Linked DNA regions of Homo sapiens: region 1 is linked to region 2. The links are chromatin loops, found by intact Hi-C in ENCODE. Cell type or tissue: endothelial cell of umbilical vein. All regions are shown on one strand. Each heading gives the region's core, and the rest is flanking DNA. Links, peaks and the distances in the headings are about the cores only.

The links. Hi-C counts contacts between places; a loop is a spot of excess contacts. Peaks named below come from ENCODE experiments on the same cell type or tissue, not always from the same donor. Only the 100,000 strongest peaks of a DNase experiment are listed, where the experiment ranks them.
Region 1: it touches region 2 in a loop (4-fold over the local background); 3 of 110 quality-filtered maps call a loop at or near these places.

Annotation. Positions count from the first base shown.
Region 1 is chr2:215,597,073-215,607,895 of GRCh38, reverse strand. All of the region lies in intron 1 of LOC102724861 (a long non-coding RNA gene), which reads right to left. Among named protein-coding and RNA genes, the nearest start is that of LINC01614, 120 kb to the left of the region's middle. In endothelial cell of umbilical vein, for the core only: no CTCF peak of the experiment used is centred there; a DNase peak (open chromatin) is centred at 5,665; H3K27ac peaks cover 1,584 bases.
Region 2 is chr2:215,706,038-215,716,860 of GRCh38, reverse strand. All of the region lies in intron 5 of LINC00607 (long intergenic non-protein coding RNA 607), which reads left to right. LOC102724861 (a long non-coding RNA gene) reads right to left here. Exons shown (of 8, transcript NR_187737.1): 8 at 2,475-3,621. Among named protein-coding and RNA genes, the nearest start is that of LINC01614, 6.6 kb to the left of the region's middle. In endothelial cell of umbilical vein, for the core only: no CTCF peak of the experiment used is centred there; DNase peaks (open chromatin) are centred at 4,340, 5,150 and 7,030; H3K27ac peaks cover 4,589 bases.

The DNA.
Region 1 (10,823 bases), core at 3,072-8,071, 110 kb after region 2:
AAATCTGCTCCACATATGGTTTGTTTGGACTGAAATATGTCTTCAAAAAATGAGCCAAAATTTTAGGTTTAAGGCATTTTACATGATAACCCAAATTCAGAGGGAGGAGCGATCCTTCTCTTTAAAAATTGGAAAATGTCTTACATCCTCTGTCTCGGAAAAAAATCACCTGGAGCTGAGTAGTAATTGCCTGCTTGAAATGGGTAGAGTCAAGGAGCTCTACCTCTCTCCATCACGTATGCAATGTCTGCATGAGCATGCCTGCCTGCTGCCCTCATGCGTGTATATTACCTGCTTGGTCCTTGGGCCAGCCACAGCTAGACAAGATGGGAAATGTAAAGCAGACTTCTAAAGGAGACTGTTTATTCCCTGCAAAGGGAAAAGTACTCCCAACATATTTTTAAGGGAAAGTAGAAAATAGAATTGGATTTTAAATTAATACACCATTTTGTATAACTTTGTAGTGATTTGCTTTCTGAACTTGCCTATTGTATTAGGGTTCTCTTAGAGGGACAGAACAAATAGGATATATGTATATGTGTGTGTGTGTGTGTGTGTGTGTTATATAACTCCCATATATAACATATATATAAACTCCCATATGTGTTATATATATGTGTTATATATATAACACATATATATACATATGGGTATGTGTATATATACACATATATATACATATGGGTATGTGTATATATACACATATATATACACATATACACATACACACACACACACACATATATATATATAAACCCTTGGAGGGCAAGTGTTATGGGTGAGTTGTGTTCCTCCAAAATTCATATGTTGAAGTCCTAACCTCTAGTACCTCAGAATATGACTGAAACTGGTTATATGTATATATATATACACACACATATATGTGTATATATGTATATATGTGTATATATGTATATATGTGTATATATGTATATGTATGTGTATATGTGTGTGTATATATATATACACACACACACACACACACACATATATGTGGGAGTTTATTAAGTATTAACTTACACAATCACAAGGTCCCACAACAGGCTGTCTGCAAGCTGAGGAGAAAGGAGAGCCAGTCTGAGTCCCAAAACTGAAGAACCTGGAGTCCGTTGTTTGATGGCAGGAAGCATTCAGCATGGGAGAAAGATGTAGGTGGGGAGGCTAAGTCCGTCTTTCCTTTTCATGTTTTTCTGCCTGCTTTATATTTGCTGGCAGCTGATTAGATTGTGCCCACTAGATTAAGGGTGGCTCTGCCTTCCCCAGCTCACTGACTCAAATGTTAATCTCTTTTGGCAACACCCTCACAGACACAACCAGGATCAATATTTTCTATCCCTCAATCCACTCAAGTTGACACTAAATATTAACCATCACACCTATTACTTATTATATACCATTTTAAGTAGCTTTACATGGACACTTTTGCATGCATGCATGCACACACACACACAAACACACACCCACACACACACACATCCACCCCAATATTAATATCTAACATCTGGACGCTGGCTAATGTTTAATTTTTAATGTAACCATTATGCTGGAAGGCATTCATTTGTGGTGTAACCACAGCTTCAATTCTGGTGTTATATCTTTTCTACTTAACTAGTTTCATTAGATTTCGAACTGAAGAGTAAATTAACTCATCTTTTATGACCCTTTATATTGCAAGGTGAACTTGAATCATCTTATTAGATCCATGTTAGACATATGCTTGGTGTTGAACATTATCTGTACATATATATGAAAATCTTTATGATGGCATTTGAAAGTAGGACATAAACATTGTCTCTCATAAAAACCTAGGCACTTCTAAGTTTCATTATAAAAGTTCCTCATTCAAAAACAGTATAAAAGAGAATTGCCATTTTAAAGGAAAACTACATGAAATGTAAGTTTTGAATGAAGAGTTCCTTGGCTTTGCTTTTCTTCTGAGCAACGCTTCTCCTTTTATGTTTTGCACAAGCTCATAACAATTTTTCTTACAATCTTCTAGACTGTAATATCACTACTTTCCATTTTTCCTACAAGGTAAGCACCCATACCGTCAATATATCTTAACATCAAGGGCTTGTGAGCAGTTTCTTTCTGATATGTCAAATTATTTGTAACCCACTTCATAGTGATCAGAGATGGTTAATTGGTAAAACTGATTAATAGAGATAAAAAGCATAGCAGTAAAAAAAAATAACATGGAGGAAATACAAATGGATTATTCATTTAGGATTTATTTAACTGTATTTGGAATTGTCATTTTGCACACACATATAAACACATGTGCACACCCACAGTGGTTTTAAAATCTATATGAAAGGTCTTATGTCATTTTACTATATCCTGAAAAATACTTGCTAAGTCAGTTTATAAGTACAACCATTGTTATTCAAACTCTTGAGTTATTACATGTTAAAATGACTTTATTTATTTACTTAGAGATAGAGTCTTGCTCTGTCACCCAGGCTGGAGAGCAGTGGCATGATCTTGGCTCACTCTAATGTCCACCTCCCAGGTTCAAGCTACTCTATTGCCTCAGCCTCCCATGTAGCTGGGATTATAGGAATGCAGCACCATGCCAGCTAATTTTTATATTTTTAGTAGAGACAGGGTTTCACCATGTTGGCCAGGCTGGTCATGAACTCCTGACCTCAAATAATCTGCCTGCCTCAGCCTTCCAAAGTGCTGGGATTATAGGTGTGAGCTACCACGCCTGGCCAAATGACATTTTTTTGAAAATAAAATTTTTAATAGCAGTATTAAATGTGATTTTGATCCTATTAGTTAGGTTTAGGGGAGGGAAGGCCCAGGTTTAGAGGAAGAGAAGGCAATTAGTGAGATGCATGCAAGGCCTTTAAGTCACAGACTCTAGAGGTAGATTTATTTATTATGGCACAGCCAAGCCAAAAGGTACATGCCCTTGAAATTATGTCAGAAGTCTTGAACACATCAATCTGCCCTCAATTTTTCTTTCCACACTAGTATGAATTTCACAGTAAGAATATCCTTCAACCCCTCTAGCCTCCTTCCCTATTCTCCACTCCTCTTTACAGCAACCGCCTCCAATAAGTTGTCCACACCAGCTGTTGCAACTTCTCTTTTCCTCTTCAACCCACTTCTGTTGGGCCTTAATCCTGGCCCACTCAATGAAACAGTTCTCAAATTCTCTGATGCAAAAGCCAATGATGAAGTCTTGCTGCCATTCCCTTCTGGAATTACTTTTCTTGACTTCCATCCACCACACTCTTCTAGTGTTCCTCCTACTGCAACCGCCTCTCCTTCTTAGTCTCCTTTGATTAATTCTCCTCCTGTTCTGAACCTCCCAACAGAGCAAGGCTTAGTCTTCAGACTTTGATACCCTGCCCCATGTCCCCAGGTCCACTTCTCTGCTTCTCTGCCTAAAAGCTTCCTCCAGCTCCTTCGGAGCCTCAAAGTAGCAGCTGCTTAAGACCCTCAGGAGCATCCTTCAACTGGTGAATTTAGGAATTGGTGGATAAACACTGAAAGTTCTTATCTCTTGGCAGGACAATTCTCCAGGGTGCTCTACACAGTTCCTCAGAGGGTACCCAGTGGAACTGAACTCCAGTTTCTCTAAGTAGTAACCAGTTTATCAATGCCCCCTGTATTCCTTTTATTGGTTTGCTTCCTTTCCTTGTTTCACTTCCCCTCTTCCTCACCTGTGTTTCCCGCCACTCAGTTAAATTAAAGTCATTCAACACCTTATATTAGGATTGTTTTCAGGAGAACTCAGAACTGAGATAGAACTTTTAGTGATGCTGACTCCTTTGGTGATTGGAAGTTTCTAGTCCTGATTCTTTAAATTTTGGCATACTTTGATAACTCCCAAATGTATGCACGAGCCAGGTCCTCTCTCATGAATCTGAGACTAGCATTTCTGACCTCCAGCCAGACATCTTTACTTGGATATCTGATAGGCAGCTCAATCTTAAACTCTTTTCTTCCTCTAAATATGCCTCTCCTTTATCTTCCTAGTCCTGGTAAATAGTGTCCCATCTTTCAAGTGGCTCAGGTCAAACTTGGGAGCCATCCTTAACTTCTATGCCTCTCTGATATCACACATCTGATCGCTCAAAGCGTTTCTACTTTCTCAATATATCAGGAAACTGACCGGGTTTAAAAAAAATCTCTTTCACCACTATTGTCCTGGCCCCACGACCGTCATTTCTCACCTGTGTTATTCATTACAGTAGCCTCCTAACGGCTCTACTGGCTTCCATACTACATAGTCCCCTACAGTTTGCTCAGTACATAGCAGCTAGGATGATCCTGTTGAAACCATGTCATACTGTGTGACTCTTCAGCTAAAAACCCTGCAGAAGCTGCCCATTCCACACCTGGAATAGTAGCTAAAAACCTCATGATGGCCTACAAGACCGTCCATGACCTGGGCTCCTCATGCCTCTGACTTCACCACCTACCACTTTCCCTCCTGATGTTTCAACCACACTGACCCCTTGTTTTTCCTTGAACTCAACAAGCACACTCACATTTCACATCCAGTGAGGGTATTATTTCACAAAACCTTCGTTTCAGCCAAGATGTGTGTGCCTGGATGTGTTGGGGTCTACATTACATGTATTTCTTACTTTGGGTCATGCTTTTAAAAACATTTGAAAAATAGTAGCTTAAACATTCATCTGAATCACGTTGCCCTCGCTGATGAAGGATTGAAAGCTCCATTCATTTATGCATTCCATATTCTCTGCAGTAATCTTTCTAGTATGTGTAATACTGTTGCACACCAAAAAAAAAAAAACAACAAAACATAATGTAAGTTTTTCAACTCCTAAGACATGAGGTTGTAATTAATTAGGCTGTTTAGATTATGGGGCACAGCCAGCTTCCCTTGGAGGTCTTTATTTATTGGGTAAAGGGACTTTACAGAGGATTTTCTCAAAATTGTATAAAAATTTAAGTTAGCATCTTTTGTCACTGAGAAAGTAGGTATGTACTGATATTGGCACATGGCCATTTAGAGAACCAGTAGCAGAGATTAGTTGAAGACATTTAGAGAAAATGACTTTCCTAATTAGAGAAAACATAAAAACTCAAGTAGTACTTAAAACTTTCCACTTTGATCATCATCCTGAAATAAGGAACTTTATTTTATTTTCTTTATGTACTTTTATTTAATCCACTCTCAGAATTTACTTGTGATTTTTATAATGGTATCCTTACAAATTGCACAATAAGAAAGTGATCAGAAAAATCCCATCCAAAAAATGGAAATAAACTAATGATTTGAACAGTGTTAGAAGGGAGGCTGAGCCTAGATGTTGGATGTGGGTTGAGTATAACAGGAAAAAAAAAAAAAAAGCTGCAGGAAATCAGAATGAGAGCAGACATCAGAAGTTGAAGTAGGAAGAAAGTGATTAAACATTCTGCAGGATAATTTTGGTACCATCTTGGAGTTCAGTTGATATAAATAAATATGAGAGCCTTCAGTAATTATTATTATCATCATTACTGTACTCTTCCAGGAAATTATAGCTTATTTAGTTCTTTATTCTTCATATTAATGAAGTGAAGTTTCATGACAACCCACTAAGAAAATAAAAAAGAAAATAATAAATCAGCCTGCGATTCTTAAAAGCTTAATGAAATCCAAACACTTCCCAATGGAAGATGACTCAGTGACACAGAATTGGCAGTAGTTTGTAGTTAGATCATTGGTTTTTATTGGAATATTTCCGATTTTAAGGAGGCATCTGTAGAACCTTCCTTCCTCTCATAGTCTGCTTGGATTTATTTAAAGAGACCTGGATTTGAGTCATCAACTGGAAAAAAACAGTAGAAATATCCCTTAATTGCTTAACTACATTTTTCCAATGGGTGTTAAATTATGGTAGTTTGAATTTAAAATACAGACTAGTCCCATTCAAACAGCTTTTTTGGCACTAATAAAAAGGAGGATGAACAGCCCACCAATCTCAAACCTCTGTAAGGGGTGCACAACAAGATTTGTAATTACGACTTTGCCATCCCCAGAGTTTGGTGAAGAAAATGTTACCTTTGCGTACATGCTCATTTTATCCCCTTGTCCTGGCTGCTCTTTAGGAAATGAAAGCTTTGAAAATGGGCTGCTAGTGCTTCTACATCTGGAAATATCTTCAAATGGGCAACACCTTGTCTGTTTGAGGGGATTTTTCTCTGTTAGCTGGCCCATTAGTGAGTCAGAAATAACTCTGGCTCTATGCAGGTGGTGGACCTACTATACTTCGCTTTTGCAACCCAAGAACAGCTATTTTATCATATTGAGCTAGATGTCCCTTATACCAATTCTCCCCCTAAAAATAATTTTTGAAAAGATTTTCTTTATCAAGAACTTAGAATATGTCATAAATGATCTTATTTAAGCTGTACAACAACCCTGTGAATGCCAATTTATCCATTCAACACTTTCTGTTAAAACTAGACAGGCACTGTCTAAACACTCAGAATATGGTGATGGGCAAGACAGCTAGAGCCCCTCAATAAACCCACATTTCAGGAATTTGGATGTGCAAATTACAATGAAACCAAAGGAAACTATTATAAACTGTGACAAGTGTTATAAGACAGAAAATAATAGGAGAGGTTAGTAAGATCCCCTCTCAAAAGGTAATGGTTAAGTTGATTCAAAAGATAAGGAAGTCCTCATGAAGCCCATGGGTGAGAGGGGAAGAGCTTTCCCAGCTTGACGGTGAAGGTTTGCAAATGTCCTGAGGTGGAAAAGAGCTCAGTATATTTAAGGAGCCTAAAGAAGACCTGTTCAGTTTTAGTAAAAATAGCAAAGAGAGAATTGTTACAAGATGAAACACAATTTTTATTTTCGGCAAGTAGTCTGGCACTTATTGATAGATTGGTGTATTAGTCAGTGTTCTCCAGAGAAAAAGAACCAATAGGAGATGACAAATAGGTAGATAGATAGATAGATGATAGATAGATAGATAGATAGATAGATAGATAGATAGATAGATAGACTAGAAGGGATTTATTATGGAAATTGGCTCATGTAATTATGGAGACTGAGAAGTCCTATGATATGCCATCTGCACACTGGCGAACCAGGAGAGCCAGTAGCAGAGCTCCATCTAAGCCTGAAGACCTAAGAACCAGGGGAACTGATGTTATAACTCTTAGTCTGGGGCCAAAGGCCTGAGAATCTGGGTGAACTGCTGTCCCAGAGTACAAAGGTCAGAGAACCTGGAGTCCTGATGTCCAAGGGCAAGAGAAGATGGGTATTCCAGTTCCAGAAGAAAGAGAGAATTCACCTTTTCTCTGCCTTTTTGTTTTATCTGAGCCCTCAATGAATCGAATAGTACTTATCCACATTGGGTGAGGGCAGGTCTTTCTTACTCAAGCCACTGACTCAAATGCCAGTCTCTCCCAGAAACACCCTCACAGATACACCCAGAAATAATGCTTTACCAGCTCTCTGGGTATGCCTTAGCCCAGTCAAGCTGACAAGTAAAATTAACCACCACAAGTAGGGAATGGAAGCTCAGATAAATAAAGCAGTATCCTCAAGACTGAGTAACTAGTAATACCTCAAGGCTCCTAAACCAGCTCTGTTTGATTCCAACATTTTCTACAAAGCTATAACTAGTTATAGCTTTTTAGAGTAGATGGCCTAGTTTGGCATTACTTAAAATCAAAACTCACCCAGCAGTGATCCCTGTCGGCAAAGTGAGGCTTCCTAATTGCTACCCTGCGGAAGTGCCAATGGCCTCCATTTTGGGTTAGCTGCCTGAGAAGGCTGTCTACCACATGATGCAGGATGCGAGCTATCTGTGTTTTCAGTGGGGCTGAAGATATTATGGTATAAAATTTTACACTTCACAGTCCAAACTCATCAAGTATGTGATGTGATCATTAAGGAATATTAAGTCATTCGTGGGTAGGCCTTTAGTAGTTATTGAGTGGTACTATTTTTCTATTTATTAATGAAAATTATGTGTGTATGATCATATGTGAATATCTGTAAATACTTACACACAAAAACACCATCCAATATTATCTTCGTTTTGAACCACAAACACACGATGTATCTTTAAAAAGATACATTCAATCATAAAAAAGTTTAAAAATAAGATATTAAATTCCAATTTATTTAAATTTTTATCAAAGATCTATTTCTGTTTGCTAAAGGTAGGGAGTCTAAATATTAAGCCAATCAACTTATAGATGTTAATTTATTAAATATTCTCAATAATTCTATGCTGTGACACTTAGAATGTCTGTTTTACAGGTGAAGAAACAGGTTCAGTGGGGTTCAGTCCCCTGTTCCACCTCACAGAGCTAGGCAGGATCAGAATTCAAGTCTCCTTTGCACCTCACTCTGCTGATTTCCCCAAGACTTTTAAAAATTATTTTCCTCTTTTAGGGGAACTATTACACTGATGATGCATATTTACACTCCCATATTTCAAAGCTATTATCTCCTCACTGGCTCATGTCTAATGAATTATAAATATTTCTGAGAACTATTTTCAGATTGAAGGAAGAAGTCATTTGGGTCTTTTATCTAAACTTTCACCTGCCTTTAGAAATTAATTGCCTAGGATATGCCAATTTTCCTTCTTTCATCAGCCGCAAGATGTAAAAATGTCTCTTAACTCAATGCTTTTTTAGTGGAAGAAGGGAGAAAGGTGGCAAACTAGCATTCCCCTTTGAGTTGAATCATTTGAACTACATGTACCGATATGTGGCTTTGATTCCTCCATCAGAAATACAACACATTTCATTATATTTTCATGATGACAGCACTGAAAAAAATAGTAAGAGTTTCCTCTTTCTGGCCATTTATCTGTAACTGGTATTTTGTGTAGTATGTTTAAGAGAGAAGAATGTTTAAGAAGGAAAAGACTAGAAAAGTTATTTTATAATTTATCAATATACAAAGCTGACATCTCAAATTTTACAACAATCACCAAAAAAGGCATGCTGTTACTGAATTGTCAGAAGTATTTGTGTGTGTGTGTGTGTGTGTTTGTGTGTGTGTGTAGGCCACCACTTGAACTCTAAGATCAGAGATTTCCTTGTAGATTAAAAGAAGCCCAAGGATCAAAAAGAAGAGATGTAGTTTTTATACTCTGCTCACAGTCAAGACATGCATGAGATTAGTCATATTTGAATATTAGTGTTTTGAGTTAAGCAGTACTACCAGATTTGGCATTGTTGGTCTAGACTAATTGGGATATACTTTAAAAACAGATGTTCTACGGCGGCATTTTACTCTCTTCCAGTAACACATTTTAGGAAGAAGCTCATGTTTATCTTACCTAACTTCTGTCCACCCACCAGAAGATAGATCCTCTCAGAGACCTATGTCCTCCCAGCTACACCACTGAAGTGAGAGCTGGGGTGGAGAATTTAACAACATGACTCAGGGGCAAAACTAGTGTTTGTAACTGACCACAAGGCTTCCAACGAGTGGTCATGGGAAAGAACCTTATAAATGGAAAGAACAAAGGGTGCAAGTTTCACTAAATGTGAACCCAAATCCAGGCTGCTCAAATTTTAAATAAAATGGAATGGACTTCTCCAATGAATGTAATACAAAACCAAAGACCAGATGTTCTAATTTTAAAAACAGGGTTGGGGAAAGATAAATAAGCTTTGATACCATTGTGGAGAGAAGCCATATATAATATGGGCTCTGGCTGACTGAGAAAAGGAATACCCAGCTGAATATCCCAGGGTAGAGCAGAGTATAATGGTGTCATTAGGTCCCTTGAGTTATTGGGAAGAAAACCTATGTTTACAGCCAAATGCCCATAGCTTTATGGCAATAATGGATAGAGAGAATTATAGACATTTATATTTGAGAGGGGTCTTGCCCTGTCATCTCTTCTATCTCTTTTATAGTATCCCAATAGGTGAACATACAATTTTTCCTTCAGAGGGGTCAGAAATCATGTTCATCCCTCACAAGGCAGCCCTTTCTTGGCCGTACAGTTGTAGTTGTTAGAATGCTCTTCACTAGTCTGAGTAAAAATATACATATCCATTGTTCATAGTATTGATGTATGAAATCCGAAAGCAAAAATTTACATATACTTCTGTAAAACATAATAGCTACTCTAATATTTGAATATGTTTATCACATCTTTAGTCTTTGCTTCTCCAAATGTTATTCAAACATTACTCATCTGACATGCTTCCTATTTCACAGTCTCTTTTGCCTTCCCTTGAATGTTCTCTAATTTGTTAGTATTACCTTGATGCCTTCACACTCAGAATTGAACACTGTATTCTAGCTAAGCCAAAGGATACAAGAGGCAGGGGATGCTCAAGGCTGTATTTTCCTTTCGTATCTTATTAGAGGTAATGTCAGAGTTAACTACACCAAATCTGGACCTTATGTCTAAAAATGTAGGTTCTTCAACAATTCAATTAGTTTTAGATCCCTGTGACTAGTGATAGGGCCACAAGACAGAGGGCAATGCTCAAGACCTTGAAGGAAGTACAAATATTTCACCCCAAAATATACTTCTTTACTTATTTCAAGATGGCTGTTCAGAGCGCCTGCAAACAGAAGTAGCCCTGCAAAGCTGTCTTTTGTAGGGGTGTGGAGGAAGGGCAGAGGGGTTGATTTGCATCTGTAAAGAATCTGTATTGATGCAGCCAGGCTATCTCTGAGGGCTTCCCTTGTCCAGATCTAGGAAAGATTAACTGAGAGTTCGACACCTTTGAAGGTCTGAAAAAAACATTTATCATCTAGTCTCTCTAAAGGCTGCTGTCTGTGAGGTTTCATCTACATATGAAGAGACTTCAAAAAGTTCTTGGAAAAATGGACTTCAAAGATAAAAATTAAAAGTGTA
Region 2 (10,823 bases), core at 2,686-7,685:
ATAAAATTTTAAAATATACAAATCAAGACTATATGGCATCAATTTTGCTAGAATGACCCATGAACTTTAAATATCAAGGAGCAACATCTTGGACATTGGGCATTAGTTTTACTATGATATCTTTCAATTCAGAAGAGGACAAAGTTTTTACGTAGTTCCCTGCATCAGTGATGGGAGTGTTGAGTTTTCATGTTTTTTGAAAAAAGTGGAAGTTAAATTACTTCTTTTGACTGTCCAAGGTGGTGCATTTTATGGAAGAAGAAGAAGGCCCTGTGCTGGGAGCCTTACATTTTGCTATGGCCTCTATCAGTAGCTGAGAGTGGTGATATGGAACTCCCCTGCCTGTCTGGGCCTCAGTCATTCTTTCTGCAAGGAAAGACTAATGGGGTTGACATTTACTGCCTTCACTGAGGTCTCTTAAAGTGTAATGACACTCTGGGCATGGAGTGGATTTTAGTAAGAGTGATGTGATTCACCTGCCCTCTGAATTCATGTGCAAGGTGTGAGCAGAAGCAGGAGCAATGGAGTGTGTGAGTGTGTGTGTGTGTATATGTGTGTGTGTGTGTGTTTAGAGCTAAAAGTAGTGACCAAGGACAGTTGAGCTGCTACAAGTTTCATTTTTTTTTATCTTCAGTAGAAACGTCCTATTGCCAAATCTTTGAGGAGGTAGCTAAGGCTTTTTCTAAGACGCAGACAAATGTTCCTCTTAGCTATCATGATAGATTTTTGACCAGGAAAGCCACTCTCAGAGACATGTGATGATTTGCCTGGGGTGATGTGTCTCCATTAGGAGATAAGTAGTGGTACTGATGCTGAAGTGATCTGGTGGAGGAATGGCCTGAGACAGAGATTGCAAACTACATAACAACCCAACATAATGACTCTGATCAACCCACAGGGGCTGTTGATGAGCATTCTGCAGGTAAACACAGACTAGCTCCAGAGAGAAGTGTCATGATCAACTTGTAATGCCTGTCTCAGGTGTGACAGGGCAAGTGGTGCCCTTGTGCCACGGTGTTGTCAATGGCACCATGGAACATACCAGAGAAAACACAATCAGATGGATCTGGCTTCTAATTAGATCCACCTTGGCAAAGTTGTGTGACTTTGAGCAAGTGACATAACCTCTCTAAGTTCAATGTCCTTCTCAAGAAATGGGGATACCTTCCTTGTGGAATTATTGTGAGGCTGAAGCAAGATAATGCATGCTTGCTCTTATTCTTGTAATTGTGGCTAGTAAAAGGTAACTAGTGTCAAGTGAGAAAGCTTTGGATTAGAGATGTGGTTCGGGCTTGCACATTCATTTTTCATGAATGTGAGAAGACTTATTGGAGACACCAAGTCATGGAGGGCTTCAATTCAGACTCAGCATAATAGAAGGCTTGATGATCATTTTCCCCAAACAGGGTCAAAGTCGTGTAAATAGGAGGCATACACATTCTTCAGATGGTGTTAATGACATAATCTTCATTAGGAAATGACTCCCTATGGTTATGAACTGTGCATAATTGTAGGTTTGGTGAGAGAAATCCAACCCCATCCTGGGGCATTGCCCGCATTAATCTCTTTCATCTACAGAACCAGAGCTCACTCTTTTTTTTTTTTTTTTTTTTTTTTGAGACAAAGTCTAGCTCTGTCACCCAGGCTGGAGTGCAGTGGCACAATCTTGGCTCACTGCAACCTCCACCTCTTGGGTTCAAGTGATTCTCCTACCTCAGCCTTCCGAGTAGCTGAGATTACAGACACCCACCACCACGCCCTGCTAATTTTTTGGTATTTTTAGTAGAGATGGGGTTTAATCATGTTGGCCAGGCTGGTCTTGAACTCCTGACCTCAGGTGATCTGCCCGCTTCAGCTTCCCAAAGTGCTGGGATTGCACGTGTGAGCCACTGCACCTGTACCCACTCTTCTTTTGAGTCTAAATCCCATTCTTCTCTATGAGCAGACATGAAAGCTACTGGCTTTCAGCCTGAGCCTCCAGAATTTGAAATATACGGGAAAGGAACCAGCAACTGGGCATCCAGGGGAAGGGGGATAGAATCAGAAATACTAAATGAGGCAGAGCTCTAAAGGCAAAGAAGATGTGGAAAGAGTGAAAGGGGAGAGTTAGGATGTTGGGAGAGGACCATGTGGTCACTCTCGGAGGGCTGTCTTCTTGGGATATAGAGTGTTCCAGTTGCATCTCCCTATTCCTTGATGGCCTTGGAACAGTTTCCTGAAGGCTGGAAACCTCACAGGGTTCACTGCATCATCTGTTCAGGGAAGGTGGGGAAGTGCCAGTCAGAAATGGTGGTGGGGAAACCAGTTCCCTGTCCATCCGAAGGACTTTGAAAAGCACCATCATTGTGAACCACCAGGCAGCCTGGAGCCTCAATTTCTGTTTACCTACCCAGCTGCAGAGAGAGTACAAAACAGTAAGGCTGGTTTTCTGTGAGGTCAGATATAAAACATTACATAGGATAGAGAAAAAGGACTTGTTTAGTTAGGTTTCTTTAACATTATATCATCATTATTTCCAGACTAAGGTGACCTCTCTACTGGCCAAAGGGACACACTGAATTGTGGATCATCTCTCTGGAGTTCCCTTGATATACAAATGATGCTCATTGGGGACATCTGAATGTATGCTTGAGGACATCAGAATTTCCCATTATCCATTTTATTGTTACACCCATAAAGATTCTCCCCTTAGGACTGAGGGAGGGCAGGTGCTTTCTTGGTTTCCAGAAAAGGATAAAGGCTTCTCATGGACCTTATAACCAGTAATAACAGAGTTATCTATATACTCAGGAAAATGACTAGGTGATGTCAAAGTGTATGTTAACTACATAACTCCCCATGTTTGTTATTCCCAGCCTGTTTCTCTGTAGTTCTCAGTAAAATCCTGGAAAGGAATTTACAGAGGATTGGTGAGGGGTATGGATGGGACAGAAGAAAGTGGAGGAACCTGGAGACCTGGCCCAAATTAAGGCTATCTAGGATGAAGTAAAAATCATGACAGAAGGCTTATAAGATGGAAGGATGGCAAGGTCCCTGTGTCCCATGGAAAGAGAGCAAGGGGTGCCATCTTGGGCCAGAGAAGATGTCTAAGCTGAGGACCCACAGTGATCACTCAAAAGTTTGACACCCCCCTCTCATATCAGCAAAGGACACCCTTTGTAAAAAGTTCTCAGCACAGACTCACCCCAGCAATCATACACAAGGAGTAGCCAGTCTTCTAAGTTTCCACTTTCTATTCCTGTCCTAACTGACCAATCTCTTTTGTAGCTGTTGTTTGAAAGGATTTTCAGTTGCACAACTTTCTGCACATGTTGTAATTTGAACATAAACAGTGAAAATCTTTGGAATGCTTCCCTTTCAAATGTTTGTGGTTGACAAATATCTTTTCAACTAACATTTTCCCACTTAAAATGTAGTAAACTATTTAGTTTCACATTAATCCAAAGTAAGAAGTGGCTTCTCCTCCTCTTGGTTTTCCTTTCGTCCTCTTCCTCCTCTTCTTTATCCTCCTCCTTTTCTTTCTCTGCCTCTCTCCTTTGATATATGAGATGGTTGGTTGACTTATCATGGCAGTGTGACATTAAATTTTTTTTCTCTTTGCAAATCCATTTTGAGCAAATCCTATGATAGGGATGGAGAGATCACATTTAGAAAAGCTTCTTAAAACCTTAAAGCTTTCATTTAGTAAATATGACAAGCACTGTAATTTATAGATGGGATTATAACATTCTAACCTCTATTTGGGCTCTGCTTTCCCAACTCTCAGGGGTAATGAGATGATGAATAAGTTAATATTTATTCAAGGATTTGAAGCAAAGCAATGTCTTAAATGCTTATGTATTTTGACCTCAAATTGCACTCCTACAGAATTCCCTGTAAGCAAGAAAAAGGAAGGAGGCAGTGGCAGAAACGACACAAAGCAACTATTTGTGCTTCTCTCAAACCTCCAGAACTCAGTAGAGGAGTAGGGGAAGTGCTTATATTTGACAATCCTTGTTCCAGAGTGATTCTTGCTGGACTTAAGTGAAGGGGCAGCATCGATAGATCTCTCCTCAGTGACTTCTAGTACTTTCTTTACCCCAACACCCAGAGCCTTCCTAATATCCAGTGGCTGTGACCCTTCACCAGCACTGTTCAGCATGGTGTGCTTCCTCCCAGGTTTAGACCCTAGTGCCAAAAATTTCTGTCTTTTGTCTTTGGAGCCCAGACAGATGACTGAGCAGCTACTCTGCAAATGCAGTTTGACCCAGGGGATTAATCGCTGCTAATATCTCAGGAAAGCTTTTTCAACAGTCATTACAGTAAGGAGAACAAATGCAGATACCAGAACAATAAAAACAGTAATAATAGTGTCAATCATCAAGTCCTGACCGTGGGTAAAGGTCTGTGTAAAGTCCAGATGTTATCTAATCAATCCTCACAGCAGTCCTGTGAGTGGGAATTATTATTATTCTCATATTACATGTCAGGCAGACAGGCTCAGGGAAGTTCACTAATTTGCCTAAAGTCACACAGCTAGGAAGCAGCTGAGTCAGGATACACACCACCAAGCCTCAGGCTTTCTAGGCTATGAGCTCCAGACTTGTAGGTGGCCCTCTCACCCTAAAAACCTGTACATGCCTTGCAAATAGAAGGGGATAAATAAATGTTTATTATCCAAATTGAATAGAATTATTTTCTATGTGATTTAGGGAAGTCTCAACCTTCCAAGGCAAACATTTTACATTTAACAGACAAGAAAAGAGTGACTATTGTTTGTATTTTAAGTCTTATCGCTGCATGGAGAGGAAGGTAGGGGGCTGAGGAGTTTCTCACTCATCAACTGAGAATTATTGAACAATAGTTTTTTTCCCCCTTCTGGCCTTTGAAGTCAGATCACATAAACAAGTACCTGACTGCATGAAAGGCTGTATTTGCTTGACAAATGTCTGAGAAAATCTTAACAGCACCAACTAAGTGATCAAGCATTTACTAAGCACACAGACTTAGGCAGAAACATGGATCTTGTCTTCTAGGAATTTGTAATCTGACAGAAACAAAGCAGGACCTCAGAGAACTTCCCATGTCTGGTTTCTTGTCAAGCACGCCCTTGGCCAGTACATGGAGGAAACTCTGGAAGTGAATTCTAAGGGGACTTAGGGCTCCTTGATGATAGTTTTAGGAGATGTTAGTTTCTGCTTCACTAGGTGAATTTCCCATTTCCCACTAGGTCAAGAATGTGAGCCAATTCCAAAGGAATGTGGTATTGTAATACATCTAGCAGGAAACTCACATAGACAGTTCCTTTTCCTTCTGGAGTTAGAAGATGAAATGAAAAGCGGAAATAGCCACACTGCAAGTTCCAAAGCTGTGCTTTTACAAGCAAAGTCTGATTCATAATATTGACTTGGTGCAATCTCATAGTATATGGACATGTCTCTAGGGTCTGTGTTTAACAAGCTCCCTCCCCGCTACAAAGCCCACCCTTAACCCTACTTTTTATCTCCTGGGGACCTCCCCAAAATCAGTTCAATGAAAATTAACATTTACTGGGGAAGGTCCTGAGACCCATGATATGCATGGGTGTGGAACATCAAAGATTAAAAAGATAATATTTCCCAGGAGCTAGAGACCAGCCTGGGCAACATGGCAAAGCCCTGTCTCTACAAAAAATATAAAGCAAACTAGCTGGGCATGGTGGTGCACACCTGTAGTCTTAACAACTAGGGAGGCTGAGGTGGGGGGATGGCTCGAGTCTGGGAGGTCAAGGCTGCAGAAAGCCATGATCACGCCATTGCACTCCAGCCTGGGCAACAGAACAAGGCCTTCTCTCAAAAAAAAAAAAAGAAAAAAAAATATAAGAAAGACTTTTCAGCTGTAAAGATCTTTTATCCCCACTGCTGCCAGGGAAAGCTCCCCAGAGCAGGAAGCCCAGAAGGCCTCTTGTTTGTGGTTCTTTCTCTGCAGCACATGGATGCACTTTGAAATTCACAGCAAGGTAGACCATGGGGCTGCTTAACCCTACTTTGCAGGCACTCTGTATATTGGTCAGAGACTGAGTATGTCCCTCCTCAGACCGGACACAAAGTGAACTAAAGGAAGATTCATAAACTTATTTTGCTTAAAGATTGAGTGGACACTGTGGAGCAATGCAGATCAGGGCTGGGAATTTTTATTTCATCTGATTGACTTGTCCCTTGTACCACACTGAGGAGGGCCATGCAGCTTAAAGGGTTCTGAATTCATCTTATTTCTGACTTTTCCTTCTTCGCATCCTTCATCTTGTAGTTCTGTGTCCCACCTCTCTCTCCCCCTCACCTCCCTCCCATTTTCCAACATGAGGGAAATTATTTCTTTTGGTTTATAAAACTCTACACTTCAGATTTGGGGCAAAAGCTAGTTGGCTCTACCTCGGTTTTGCTAATTCCAAAAGGCTGGTGGATGAGCTGAGATCTCCTGGTGGGGTGAAGGAAGAAGGCAGCTCAATGTTTGCATCAGTGTGGTGGAAAATTGGGATTCATCTGATTTCCTAATGAATTACAGAAGAGCACGCATAACCTCACCACAGTTGAGTATTTGTTTCTTTCTGAGGATAATACAGGTTAGTTGCAAGTGAGCAAAGCTTTTCCTTACCCTTAAGATAACTTCAGCCTTATTTCTTATGCAATAATATTTCTGCTATTATTTTTCTAATTCTCTTCTTGCTCCTTTCTGCTCACATTGTAGGGATGAACCCACGCTCTGAGAATGGTCTTTATGGCTGTTTGAACCAGTGACATCTGCTTTATATAGATACTTCATGATCTTTGCTCCATAGAAAGTGTGTGTTTGTGTGTGTGTGTGTGTGTGTGTGTGTGTGTGTGTAGGTTTATCCTGCCACTGTTTAGTAGACTGCTTTAAGTGTTACATGAGCTATATACAGCTATGGGTAGGTGGAATAAAGAGAGATTCGGACTAGGCAATTAGGAAAGTTTTCTTAGCCTTTGAGGGCAGTATTGGAATAGGGCCTTAAGAAGAAGTAGGATTTTATCAGAAAGAGTTAAGTTGGTAAATAGTTGGCAGAGATGAGAGTACTTAGGAAACCAGGCAGGAAAATACTCAGACTTAATAATAACAACCATTTATACTTATTGAGAACTCACTATGTGCTGGGGACAGATGTAAGCAATTTATATGTTTAAACTTACTTAACTTTCATGAAAATCAGTGACAAAACTTTCACTGTAATTAGGGAAGGCACTAATTGGACTGGACACAGAAGAGGCAGGGGAGTATATTAAGCAGTGAGGTGAGAAAGATGGGCTGGAACCATATCCCAGAATAACTTGTCCTCTTATAGATCCTGTACTTTTTCTTCCTGTAAGAATCAATTGACTTTTTGTATTTTGGGTTTTGTTTTATTAACGAGGTAGTGATGTGATTGACATATGATGGAGAACAATCACATTGGTTGCCATATGCAGGATGGTTCAGAGAGGAGAGAAACGAGTACAAAAGTCCAAATGGAAGGGTCAGAACAGAGTAAGCAGTAGAGAGAAGGAAAGGAGGGAAAGGAGATCAGAAACATAACCCATTGTCCAACTCAGGTATTGATTCAACATGCACTTACTAAGAGATGATTATGCTAGTTGCTGTATACTGTGCAAAGTACCTGAAAATTAGATTATGAGGACTTGGCGTGGAGTAGAAGTTAAAATGAGAAGCTGAAGATGATTAGTTTCGAGTCTCAAAGTATCAAAAGGAGGTGACAACATTATCCAGGAGTGGAACATAAGAAAAATAAGAAACCTGAAAAATAATATTTACACACCTTCATTCTACTATGGCTTTTTTGTATACAATGCCTTAATTTTTTTTTTTTTTTAAATCATGTTCCTCTCTTCACCAAAAAAAAAAAAAAAGAAAGAAAAAAAATGGGGCCAGGGAAGATTCCCTATTGTTTACTTTCGATTTGGCCTTGAAGACCCCATGTTCTGGCTCCAACCTACTTTTCCCATTCTACCTATTTTTCTCTACTGCCCTACAAGAATCCTTTATTCCAGCCAGGCAAATCTATTTATCCTTTCCTGACACAAACATCATGCTTTTGTATATAGTGATTCTTATCTCTACCTAAAAGTAATCCACCCTGAAATCCTACATTAATGTCCTATTTTCTCCCTTAATATTTTGGAGAACCTGTTATGGTCTGAATATTGGTTCAAAATTTATATGTTGAAACCTAATTTCCAGTGCAACAGTATTAAAGAGATGGAGTCTTTAGGAGGCGATTAGGTCATGAGCTCAAAAATGGGATGAGTGCACTTACCAAAGAAACTCCGTGGCACTTGTTCACCCTTTCTGTCGTGTGAGGTCCCAGCAAGAAGGAGCCATCTATGAAGTAGATAATGAGTCCTCACTAGACACCAAATCTACTAGTGCCTTGATTTTAGACTTCCCAGCCTTCAGAACTGTGGGTAATAAATTTCTGTTTGTTTATTTATTTATTTATAGACAGGGTCTTGCTCTGTCACCTAGGCTGGTGTGCAATGGCACAATCACAGCTCACTGCAGCCTCAAACTCCTGGGCTCAAGTGATCCTCCCGCCTTGGTCTCCCAAAGTGTTTGGATTGCAGGTGTGAGCCACCGTGTCAGGCCAAATTTATGTTCTTTGGGTTTGGAGTCTGTCTCAGTCTGGTCCTGCTACTATAATAAAATATTTGAGAACAGGAACAGACTAAAACAGACCCTAAAGCCTACGCCTTGCCTGACCATTTCAACCTCAAAGATGGCTCTCTCCTTTATAGGTGCCTTATTTCCTCCAATGGCCCTAAGAGTGTCTTATGGAAAGATCATGCCTGCTTAATATGTCTGTGGTTCTCAGGATCCCTAGCGCAGTACCGAATGTTCCGTAGTCCCTCAAGTGTTCATCAGTTTCCTAACTGGGGTGAGTTTGTAAGACTTTACATGCTCCACCATGTTGCAGCAGAGACAGCCGGGATGAAGTTCCCCTTCCTTTTGGAGCTTGGCTGTTCAGATTCCTTTGAATGCAGTGATGCTTTATGGGTGCATATAGCTCTGACTTTGCAAATCACCTCCAGAAACAGCACTGTGTTTATCAGCAATCACGCAACACACGTTCCTCAGATAAGGACATAGCTTACTTCCCGCTTTAGTGTTTAAAGATACAGTTCATTGGTTGCTGGTATTATCTTCTAAAAGAAAGAGAATTAAGTACTTTTCTCCAAACACTCTGGACAAACTTGAGAATATATGAATTTCGCATGTTTCCTGTCCTTCAGCCCAATATTCTAAATGTGATATCTGCTAATAAAAGTATTCAATGTTTACAAAGAAAAACGGTGTCTTAGATTACCTCAAACAGTGAATAATCGTGCTTATACAATTATTCATTGTTTTTGAGAAAACATTGAGATTTGAGAAAAACATGTCCTTCTAAACATAAGTTTCAAAATTAATTGCAACTGAGCAGAAAACCCACAGTAACTTGAACTTTTAATTTTAAATGTTGTAATTGGGTGCCTAGTGCTGAGAAGAAAATTGGTTTGTGGCTTTCAGGGAAATCACAGAGTATATTACATATTTAAATTTTTTAAGCCCCAAGAAGACTGTTTTTATAAAAACAGATAATGTATTGATTTGTGTTTAGTTGTTAAAATGAAATAGAATTGAATAAATCTCAGATAGCTTGAATACCTTGAAATAGTCAAGATATTTACGTATATTATATTTATAACTACGTTTTTATGTATAAATGCTTTACGTAAAGGTGTGTGTGTGTGTGTGTGTGTGTGTGTAAATGTGTTGATGTGTATTTATTATCTGATTTGAACATATTATATACCAAATAGCTGCATGGCATCAGGGATGCACAAATTATGTATTCATAAACCACATGTCAGAATTGCCTTAGACATAGACAAGATTGAACTGAACTTCATTTTGCTATTTGTGGGACATCCAATGCCTTTGGGGGTGACAAACATCAAATTGAAGATGGGGGTTATATCTAGAGTGGGGTGGGAGGGAAACAATATTGAAGAAACACAGGGAGCTTCAAATATATTGATAATGTGTTTCTTAGGCTGGCTGGTGTGTGTACCTGGAAATTTATTGTATTTATCCTTTTATTTTTTTGCATGACTTAAATGCTTTTTAATAAAACTTTTAAATGCCCAATTCCTTCTTCAGAATTTTGTGAATTCATAGGTGTCTTATGCTTTTGTGCTTACCTCTGATTCCAGCATTCTGCTTCTACTGCATGTGTGCTGTGTGAGAAAACTTTCCACCATGCTGATTGGGTTGTCTTCTCTCCACAGTGGCTCAGTGGAGACATGAAATTGAAATTCAGCACTTTTCCTTGGTTTAAACACAGGCTGATCCCACAAATGCAGTAGTATTAAAGTTTGCAGATATAGAAGCATTTATATCTTAAAAATGAAAGCAACTTAAAATTTGCTGCTGCCGCTCAGAAAGAGCTTCTGGCCTTTCTACCTCTAGGGATGTTATCACCAGCACTCCTGGCCTAGGCAGCATCCTGAACTTTCCCATCCTGTGTTGGCTCTGTTTCATCTTCCTCATTCTTTCCCTTCCAAGTTGCATTCAAGAACTCCAAATTCTTTTTGCTCTATTATTGAAGAACAATTTTGGTCTTTCCCCTCTCAATTCCTGACACCACATTATAGGCATTGAGTAAATATTTGTGGAAGATGAATACAACTCAGTTCCTGGCCCACTTGCTCATGTCCAAAACCCACAAATCTCCTCAAAGTTTCTATTATATAAATAGCAAAGGCCTGGAAGAAGTCCTGACGTTTCTTTTTATAGGTGCTAATCCCTTCAGA